Linked DNA regions of Homo sapiens: region 1 is linked to region 2. A link is a loop called in an ENCODE intact Hi-C map of the cell type or tissue named here. Cell type or tissue: PC-3. All regions are shown on one strand. Links, peaks and the distances in the headings refer to the core of each region. The heading gives the core; the rest is flanking DNA.

Region 1 (5,392 bases), core at 228-5,227, 110 kb after region 2:
TATTCTGAAATTCACTTGGTAAAAATAAATACGTTTACAATAATTGATACTACTTTGAAAAAGAATAACATTTGTGTCACACGAATATAGGAATAGGCAATAAAACATAATAGAATCCCAAAATAGGCTTCTCAATAAGTATATGCAAACATTTGGAGAATGACAGAGTTTTTATTTAGATGGTATTGGGAAAATTGACTTTCATATGGGATAAAAAGTAAGATTAGTTCTCTACTTCACCACAGAGACAAACAAAAATTCCGTTAAAACTAATGATTGTATAAGTTAGAGTAATGCTTAGTTATTATATAAATCTCCAAATTCTAGTAACTAAATAAAATAGAAGTTTATTTCTTACTTGTGTAATAGTCCAATGAAGGTGTTCTTTGTTTGGGGTTGGGGTATATGGTAAAGGCTCTGTTCCATGCAGTTATTCAGGAACCCAGGCTGACAAAAGCACTGCCATCTTCAGCACATGGTTTCTAAGGGCATTCTTAGTACCAAACTGCAACTGACATAGAAAAAGAGAAAGTGATAAGCCATATGTGCTTGCCCTCAACTGGGAAGTGGCATACATCATTTCCATTCGTCTTCATTAACTAGAATTAGTCACCTCATCTCACCCAGAAGCAAGGGGTCCCGGGAAATGAGACCTCTAGATGGGCAACCACTTCTCAGAGATAATGCTGTACCTTAGAAGGGAAGCACATATCTGTGGTAGACAGCTAGCTACCTTTACCACAAAGACTATTCTGAATAGTAAACATAAATTCATTAACTAAATAAGGATGTAAGTGTGCCAAAATAAAATATAGGAAAATATTTTTATAATCTTGGTTGGACAAAGTCATTCTAGATAACTTAACTTCTGTGACTTAAAAATGACATGAAATCCAGGCATCTAAAACAGGAGGGGGATGGTTTTGTTTTTCCCACTGTATTTGCAAAGATTGAAGACTTATAATATCCCAGGTAATAAATGAGTGTGCTTAGAACCATGTCTATCACATAGTGAACAGTAAACATTAGATTTACTAGTACTATTTTTATTATTATTAGCATTCCTTTTTATTAGCAAGGAGAGAGAAATAAGTGTTTCCATACATTGTTAGTGAGAATTGGTACCATCATTTTGAAGGCATCTTGATATCAATCACAAATCAAAATATGCCAAGAATTCAGTCTCAAGAAATTTAGCCTTAAATTCCTTATCCTAAAAATAAATGTACAGGACTATTCGTTTCAGCATCATTTTAATAGCAAAACCAAAAGTAACCTAAAAATTCATTAATAAGTGTCTTAGTCTATTTGTTTTATAATAAAGGAATACACAAAGCTGGGTATTCATAAAGAAAGTAGGTTTATGTGGCTCACAGTTCTGCAGGCTGTACAAAAAGCATGGTGCCTGCATCTGCTCCTGGTGAGAACCTCAGGCTGCCTCCACTCATGGCAGAAGGTGAAGTGGGGCCAACATGTGCTGAGATCACATGACGAGAGATGAAGCAAGACATAAGTGCCATTTTCTTTTTAACAACCAAATCTTAAGGGAACTTACAGAGCCAGAACTCAGTCATTACTTCAAGGACGGTACCAAGCCATTCATGAGCGATCCTCCCCCATGACCAAAACACCTCCCATTAGGCTTCACCTCTAACACTGGGGATCACATTTCAACATGATATTTGGAGGTCAAATATCCAAACTATAGCATAAGTAATTGGTTAATTAAATAAATTAGTGTCCTACCTTATATACATTTGTATTGTTTTGATATTTTACTTTATAACTTTAAAGTGTATATTTTATTAAAATTATTCAAAACTTAGCTTATAGTGAGGCCACTAGAATAATTCAAAAAACTGGAACAAAAAAATGTGGTGGGAGAGGGGGATATAAACATCAAGAACATTGTATTTGTCGTACTTCTGATTGTCTCAGAGAGAACAAGATGAAGTGAGTTTAAAGGGAAAGAGGTAAATTTATGTTAGTTATTAGGGAAAACTTTCTGAGACTATAGAATAACTTTTAATTTACAAAAATTTTAAAAGCCTGAAGTCTCCAGACAGTTTCTAGAAGTCAAGATATACCCTCTTTGTGGCTTACTTACCTCGAGAGGGTTTATCTGTCCTTATAACTACTAGTTTGAAAGTGTTCAACCATGCTTTGTTTGATCCAGATGATTTAGTTCTTTTCATTGTGATTTTACATTGAGCCATGTTATACTTTCTAATACATGCATTATGCAGTGTAATTGTAGCAACAAAACACAGTCCATCAGGTTCAGATGTACAATTGGCCTTGCTCTAACCCAATCCTTGAGTTCACAATAGGGAAGCTTTGGATGTAAATAATGAAGGCTTTTTGGTATTTCAGTGACTAACACCTTTTAGACAGGGTCCATGGTGATCAATTCATATTGATTTTGCTGACTAAATAATACTTGAGCAAAGTTCCAGTGGCATCTAAAAATAAGCTCTTTCACAGTCCTTATGTGTCTTAAATATCATTATGGTATTTATTTTGTTCAAATCTTTGCAGTCACCTCAAATTTCAAGAATTCATGTGTAAATCATTCTAAGTGATGCAGTAAATTAGTGAACCTACTTCCTAATACCTTGTAAACCTATATTTCACATTTCTACTGGGCTGCTTATAATCAATAGCTCTTTCTTCACTACTTCCCAACTTGTTCTAATTTGTTTCCTTTGAGAGAGGTAGATTTTAAGAGTTCTGGATTACATGCTTTTTTTTTTATTCATGTGACTTAGAGCTCCTCCTTGTTTATTAGCAGTTCTATTTCTTTCTCTAGCCCCATTTTCTCTTGAAGCAGCCATAAAAGTACCATCTGTTTTTCAGCATCATTTTATTTCTGCTTTCTCCTCCCTGCACTTTTCTCTTCTCTGAATGCTTTATGCGATAACAATTTATTCCTGATTTATTATCCACCTGCTTTCATAGCCTCCCCCTTTCTGTTCCTCCTCCATCCCTATCCCACCCTGGATGGAGTGGTATACCATAATTCTTAAGGACACAGCTTTGGAGTCAAGTAAGGGCCAGCTCAACCACTTATGCATGTTAGTGACTTGACCACTATGAGCCTCAATTTCTTCATTTATAAGAAAGAGAAGGTTATAATATCATCTACTACATAGGTTGGCTTGAAGAATTAAATAAAATAATGTACATCAGGGTTTCTCAGCCTTGGCACTATTGACATTTGGGGCTGAGTCATTCTTTGTTCTGGAGGCTGTCCTGGGCATTGTAGGATGGTTAGCAGCAACCCTAGTCTCTACCACTAGATGCTCGTAGCAACCCCCTTCCCAGCTATGACAATGCAAAATGTCTCCAGACATTGCTAAATGTCCCAGGGAGGCAAAATTGTCCCCATTCGGAATCATTGATGTATATAAAACATTTAGCACAGTGCCTGGTACATAGTAGGGACTTGATCAATAATTGTGATGGATGGATGGTCAGATGAATGATTGAATATTCATTTTTAATACAAGTGTCTAATATAATTCTTGACAGTCAATTAACTACTTAATACATAAATGGATAAACAAATGAACCTGAAGCCAGTGAGCTTCAAGGGCTGTCCATAGTTTCTACCTTACACCAAAATGTGTTATCTTCACTAAAAACAAGCTTCCTATGTTTCAAAAAATATTTTAGACAATTAACTAACTGCACAGCTTAAGCTACTCCCCCAATTTAATATATATGCATATACTTTAAATAATAGGGAGATTTTAAAATAAACTCTAATGGATGATAGCTATAACAATTATGTTGCTATAGAATTCAGTGCTAGAAATTGAAGTGATCCTTTGATTAACCTGAGTATTTTAGGTTGATATCCCAGTCAACAAGCCATTGATGTGGTAAGAGAACAAAGCTCAGCCAACTTTTAAGTGTTTTTTAATCTAATTTATCTTATTTAAATATTTATTGAGTGCCTACTATATTTCAGGCACTGTTCTAGGTACTCAGGATACAATTGTGAACAAAACAATGATAAAACACTGTGGAACCACCATTCTATGAAATAGTAGATCACAAAAATAGTAAATACATAAATAGAAGTAAAAATAAAGACTACTCATAACTTGTAAAATACTAGCCTAGGAAATAGTCTAGGTGGTACTGACAGCAAAATTCCAGTGGATGACTGTAACCCAACCAGAAACATTTTTGTGACTGCACTCACTGTTTGCCATTTGGTTGCTCATCTATGATTTCAGTTTACTGAACTCTAACTTTCTCGTCTGATCTGAATTACAATGAGGGTATTAAATCAAATCTGTGGTTACCTTTGCATATTTTGGAACTTCAAACATTTAGATTGTGATTCACTGTGTGCATAATTTTTTAAATTGTCTCAAATCAACAATCTTTCTCTTACTTTTCTAGGTTTTCTCTAATGAACTAACTTTATAGCATACTTTTTGTGCTGTAGTCTAACAAACCGATAGCTGAGTTTTTTTAAAAATGAATACAATATATGCTTTTTCTGCCTCGCTTTTTTCATCTGTAAAATGGGATCTGTGGGATACCTAACACATAAAGTCATTGTAAGGATTAAATAAGGTAATGTTTATTAAAAAAAAAAAAAAACCTTAGAACTGAAGAAAATGCCAAGCACATAGTAAGTTTTAAGTGTAGTATTTTCTGCACCCCTACTAGCCATGTACTTATTTCTAGTATTTCCAATATTTTAGCATAGTAAATGAGGTAGTATATCTTTTTCTTTTCTTTCTACACTTGGGAGAAAGCAAGATTACAATGAAATAAAAGCAAAATGTATGTCCAACAGGGTCATATAAGTAATGTCTGTTTGTAAACCACTAGTCTCAGGAGTAAATCCCTCAACATGATGAAAACCAAGAGATGTGTTTGCACATAACTCTTTTTATAAAGTTTTTTTAATTGCAAAGACATAGTCGTTGTTATAAACTTCCAACATACAGAAATTAATAATTTACAAAGTGAAAAGCCCCTTTATGCATATATTCACTTCAGCTCACTCCCTTTAGAAATAATTAATAGTAATAATCAGCGTATAGTCTCACTTTTTTTTTTTTTTTTGAGACGCAGTCTTGCTCTGTCGCTAGGCTGGAGTGCAGTGGCACGATCTTGGCTCACTGCAACCTCCGCCTCCTGGGTTCAAGGGATTCTCATGCCTCAGCCTTCCAAGTAGCTGGGATTACAGGCACGTGCCACCACACCCAGCTAATTTTTGTATTTTTAGTAGAGACAGGGTTTCACCATGTTGGCCAGGATGGTCTCGATCTCCTGACCTCATGATCCGCCCACCTTGGCCTCCCAAAGTGCTGGGATTACAAGTGTGAGCCACTGCGCCCAGCCTAGTCTCAAATTTTTTTCCTAGTCA
Region 2 (5,392 bases), core at 82-5,081:
GAATGGAAAACCTAAAACCACATGTTCTCACTTGTAAGTGGGAGCCAAGGCCAGGTGGGTTGGCTCACACTTGTAATCCCAGAACTTTGGGAGGCCAAGGCGGGCAGATCCCTTGAGTCCAGGAGTTTGAGATCAGCCTGGGCAACATGGTGAAACCCCGTATCAACAAAAAGTACAAAAAATTAACTGGGTATGGTGGTGTGCACCTGTAGTCCCAGCTACTTGGGAGACTGAGGCAGGAGGATCGCTTGAGCCTGGGAGACAGAGTTTGCAGCGAGCCAAGATCATGCCACTGCACTCTAACCTGGGTGACAGAGTGAGACCTTGTTTCTCTAAATATATATATATATATATACATATATATATATATACACACATATATATATATATACACATATATATATACACACATATATATATACATATATATATATATGGGAGCTAAGCTATAGGTATGCAAAGGCATACAGAGTGATAAAATAGACATCAGAGACTCAGATGCAGGAGAGAGAGGACTGAGGGATGAAAAACTACCCACTGAGCACAACATACATTACTCAAGTGATGGGTGCACTAAAATCCCAGACTTCACTACCATACAATTCATCCATATAACTGAAAACCACCTGTACACCTAAAGCTACTGAAATTTTTTAAAATTAATAAGTAAAATAAATCACTAAGCTCAGAACAGAGAGAGAAGCCATGTCTGGGTCATGCATGGTGGCCTTGAAAGGCAGCTGAAACTCTGTTTAGTCCAGAGGGACATAGAGAATCACTGAAGGTTGTTAGAGATGGAAACCGAACTGAAATAAGGAGGAATTCAGGAGTAATTTATAGACTGTGTGGCAGCAGAGAAAAAGTGGAGCCAGAGAGACTAATAGGGAACCAATGGCAGCATCCAGTTGTGAGGCCACTGGAGCCAGGACTGGATGGAGACAATTTACTTGCTTCTCAAGGCCACACACTGTCCCTCTGCAAAGGACCTTATGCTTGCTATTATGCAATGCCCAGCTACAATCAACACCTATCTTTCATTTAGGAATTTTGTTACCTGAGGATTTAGATGCATTTAAAGACACTCTTGATTCTTTATTTCCTCTAAATTAATGAGATTTATATCTCATACTTCTCAGAGGAAAAAAATGGTTTAATCCTAGTTCTAATGTTTATAAGCTGAAAGAGCCTCATTTCTCAAAAAATAAATAAATAAATAAAGCACTAAGTTAATTTACATATTTACAAAAGAAAAAACATTCTGCAGTTGGTTGAGTTTATGTGACAAGTATTTTCAGACATTTTAGAGTGAGTTTCCTTTGAAGGCAGTGATAAGAGTTTAAACTTCAGGTCTAAAGTAAAATATTTTAAATGGCTCCTTAGCTTTGCTTGCTAAAAAGTAGAACATTATCCAATGGAGATGGAAAAAAACCCTCTTTGCTTGGCCAGTGCAATACATGGGCTGCATATACGGAATTCATACTTGCAAATGTTCTATTTTAAGCTTGAGTCAAAATATGATTTGGCTAATATATTTTAGCACCTGTTTTTCACTGAACAAACCTCAGTCTTACTGGAATTAAGTGTATTATTTATTTTAATTTATGACTATTTTATCTTACTAAATGCCATAGAAAATCAATTGATATCTGCATTTCTAATACATGAAAATGCCTAAAATCTGGAAAGGAGTATTGTTTAGCAAATAAATATACATTGCTTAAATGATAGTATAATAGAAAACATTCATGTTAAAAACTGAGTTGGAAACCTTCATTTAGATTGCTATAGCTATTAATCACAGCTTTTATTTTATTTATTTATTTATTTATTTATTGAGATAGAATCTCACTCTGTTGCCCACACTGGAGTGCAGTGGTGTGATCTTGGCTCACTGCAACCTCCACCTCCCAGATTCAAGCAATTCTCGTGCCTCAGCCTCCTGAGTAGCTGGGACCACAGGCGCACACCACCACATCTGGCTAATTGTTAGTATTTTTTAGTAGAGAAGGGTTTCACCATGTTGACCAGCCTGGTCTTGAACTCCTGGCCTACCTGCCTTGGCCTCCCAAAATGCTGCAATTACAGGTAAGAGCCAACTCACTCAGTCCACAGATTTTATTTTTAAGATGGTGAGCTTCGTATATTTTTTTGTGAAGTCAGTCATGATGAGTTTCAGTGCCTTGTTTGAGGTCTCACAATTTTCTTTTGCTTGAGAAAATTTTTTAAAAATGAATATTTACTTAAATGAATCATAGCAATGCTGTCTTGACCACTTTTACAACATTAGTTCTCAAGCCAGTGAGTTTCTTGGCAGCTTTGTATTTATTCAATCAGTGTACTCAGTAAACGTAATTGTGCCCTGATAGACTTTTAAATGTAAGTTATCAAACATTAAAAATGATGGCATCATTTAAGCTGCTCACTTTACTCCTCTGGATGACCCTTGCAATTTCATGTGGATTATTATAGAGATCTGGTCAAATGTTTTGTATTAATCAATAGTAGGAACAAGCCTCATTACTCTCAAGTTTCTAAGAATATTTGCAGCCTTCATAGGTTTTCATGTTGTAATTCTGTTTATTTGTTGATTCTAAAACAAACCACCTTTATTCATAGTGAAAATATGCCTTAGGGTACAGAAAGACATTATTTGTATATGAACTATAAATACCTTATTGATTTCCTATCCTTGGTGATTACAAGAAAATATTCATTTAAGATCATCTCTTATATAATTTAATAACAGCAATACCATTCTTTGCTTTTTAAATAAAAAAGTTATGATACTTAGAATTTTACATATTTTGAAATTTATATGTAATTTATACAGAGTTGATCCTCAATATTATTAGTGTATTCCATGTTTGCAAATTTGCTAACCCACTAAAAATGTATTTATGAGGTGAAATAACACCTATGGCACCTTTGTGGCCCTTTACAGAGCAACAAAAAAATTTTAGTCTCCCAACATTCGGGTTCTCAACTGAGTTTGAACAAACTGACACTCTTGTCTTCTTGTTTCAGCACTCACACTGTAAACATGTGTCCCTTGCAAGACCTATTTTCTGCTGTTTTTCACATTTTCGTGCTTTTTTTAAAAAAAAATTCTTTTTTGGTTTACGTTTTATTTATCTATTTGTTTATTTTGTAGAAATTGGGTCTCACTACGTTTCCTAGGCTGGTCTCAAACTCCTGGTCTCAAGTGATCCTCCCACCTCGGCCTCGAGTGCTGGGGTTACAGGCATGCTCAGCCTTTTGTGCTTTTTGTTGATAATTTCACCACTTAAAATTGGCCCCAAGAGTAGTGCTGAAGTGCTGTCTACTGTTCCAAAGCACAAGAAGGCTGTGATGAGCCTCTTGGAGAAAACACAGTTGGTTAGATAAGCTTCTTTCAGGCATGAGTTACAGTGCTCTTGGCTGTGAGTTCAACATTAGTGAATCAACAATATTAAATAACGTATCATTAAATGGAAGCACAGGTAAAACAATAATATGTATTGATAAGTTGATAAAACTGATGAGACCAGAGGCTCCTGGGGACTTAGTCCTGTATATCCCTACGAGCAATGGCTTGGTATTTACTAATTCAGTGTTTGTAGTGACTTTACAGAACATAACTGCCACTGCAAATAATGAGAAATGGCTGTATCTCCTTCTGTTTTTTTCTTTCCTAGAAGCCATTTTCTCAACATTTCATCGTGAACTATTATGGCCTCATCGGGAATGTGAAGTGTGTCATCTGAGCAGATGTTCTTATTGTTTTCCTATCCACTGACCCACAGCATCAAACAATTTAGAGGAGAAAAGTGGTCCTGTCATCTCCAGAGTTATTATCTATTTTATTTTTAAATCCAAACTTCCACAATCAAGTTGCTATTAAGGTTTATCTTATTAGCATTTAAATTTTTAGGAAATGCTCATTACTGGGTTAAGCACAAAAAAGTCACATTGCTTGAAAAGTGCTATTTGTAAAACAGAATGGCCCACTTTGTCTATGTGTAAGAGGATCTGCTGCACATTTTTACCTGGAATAATATTGTCATGGATTTGGACATATGTGGAAGTGCTATTTGTGTTTATGCAGATCAACCTCTTGGTTTTACAGAAGAGAGATGCCAGTCCCAGGGAGGTTAAAGTGCCTGCCCAAGGCCGTGTGCTGGAGCAGAAGGGGAGGTGCTGCCTCCAGTCGAGTTAGAGCACTTCCCACCATCCACCACCATCAGGTCCTGAAGCCAAATACAGAAGATAGCATATATTTTTATTACTTTGAGATATCATCCTGAGCCCAAGAAGAATTTCTTGTTGCTGTCTCATAAATATATTACTTTGTTATTTATTAGTTTAGGCAGTTTATGACTAGCAGTCAAATATTCCCAATAAGGTTCGAATCAAAAATGTTATTTTGTTTTTGTATTATAAAAAGAAAAGCAGGCTAGGTGTGGTGGCTCATGCCTGTAATCCCAGAACTTTGGGAGGCCAAGGCGGGCGGATCACCTGAAGTTAGGAGTTCGAAACTAGCCTGGCCAACATGGTGAAACCCTGTCTCTATTAAAAATAACAAAAAAAAAAAAAATAGTTGGGCATGGTGGCAGGCGCCTGTAATCCCAGCTACTCAGGAGGCTGAGGAAGGAGAATCTCTTGAACCCGGGAGGCAGAGGTTGCAGTGAGGCAAGATCACCACACTGCACTTCAGCCTCGGTGACAAGAGTGAAACTCCATCAAAGAAAGAAAGAAAGAAAAAGAGAGAGAGAAAAAAAAGAAAAGCATATTTTGAAAGGTATCCTCTTAAATTTGTGGTGACCCTCAAATATTTATGCTAAAACTTAACTTTCAGTATGGAAACAGAAACATGGGTTCAATTTAAAATCCATGACTGGATCATGAGCAGGGCAAAGTGAGAGGCATTGTGAGATAGGGCCAAATGCTTCGAGAATTTACTCCATACAGACTGTGTTCAGGAACCCAGCACTTCCTCTGTGACTCAATAACTGGCACATATGGTTGCCAGGGACTACCAACAGCTGATTTCAATAAAAGTTACCCAATTACACCTTGAAGACCTGTTGTTTCTGGAGGGAGTTGGAGGAATTAAGGAATGTGGACTGAGTTTTTAAAATATATCTTACAGAAGTCAGAGGAAGATATAGAAGGACAGGAATATACTCAAGATACAATATTTTCTTCTACTGTACTTTTTGTTACATGGAACAGAATTTTAGCATTGGATCCCTTCAGCTGTGACAAAGGAGAAGGTCCATGGTTATAAAGTTTTCCATTAGACTCTCCTCACACACAGGAAATGAACTTCCATAAATTTAATGATATGACTCTTAGGGTTTTATTTCTCCCATTTTATAACCCTCTTTAGGATAGAAACACATTTCTTGCACTA

What was found. Hi-C counts contacts between places; a loop is a spot of excess contacts. Peaks named below come from ENCODE experiments on the same cell type or tissue, not always from the same donor. Only the 100,000 strongest peaks of a DNase experiment are listed, where the experiment ranks them.
Region 1: a loop joins it to region 2, with 6 times the contacts of the local background. A loop is called at or near these places in 1 of 110 quality-filtered maps.

The regions. Positions count from the first base shown.
Region 1 is chr6:73,070,154-73,075,545 of GRCh38, forward strand. All of the region lies in intron 3 of KCNQ5 (potassium voltage-gated channel subfamily Q member 5), which reads left to right. Among named protein-coding and RNA genes, the nearest start is that of KCNQ5-AS1, 71 kb to the right of the region's middle. In PC-3, for the core only: a CTCF peak has its summit at 3,298; DNase peaks (open chromatin) are centred at 3,268 and 4,238; H3K27ac peaks cover 2,679 bases.
Region 2 is chr6:72,961,847-72,967,238 of GRCh38, forward strand. The region is part of intron 1 of KCNQ5 (potassium voltage-gated channel subfamily Q member 5); the gene reads left to right. All of the region lies in intron 3 of LOC105377855 (a long non-coding RNA gene), which reads right to left. Among named protein-coding and RNA genes, the nearest start is that of MIR4282, 3.2 kb to the right of the region's middle. In PC-3, for the core only: a CTCF peak has its summit at 2,437; a DNase peak (open chromatin) is centred at 2,275; H3K27ac peaks cover 2,182 bases.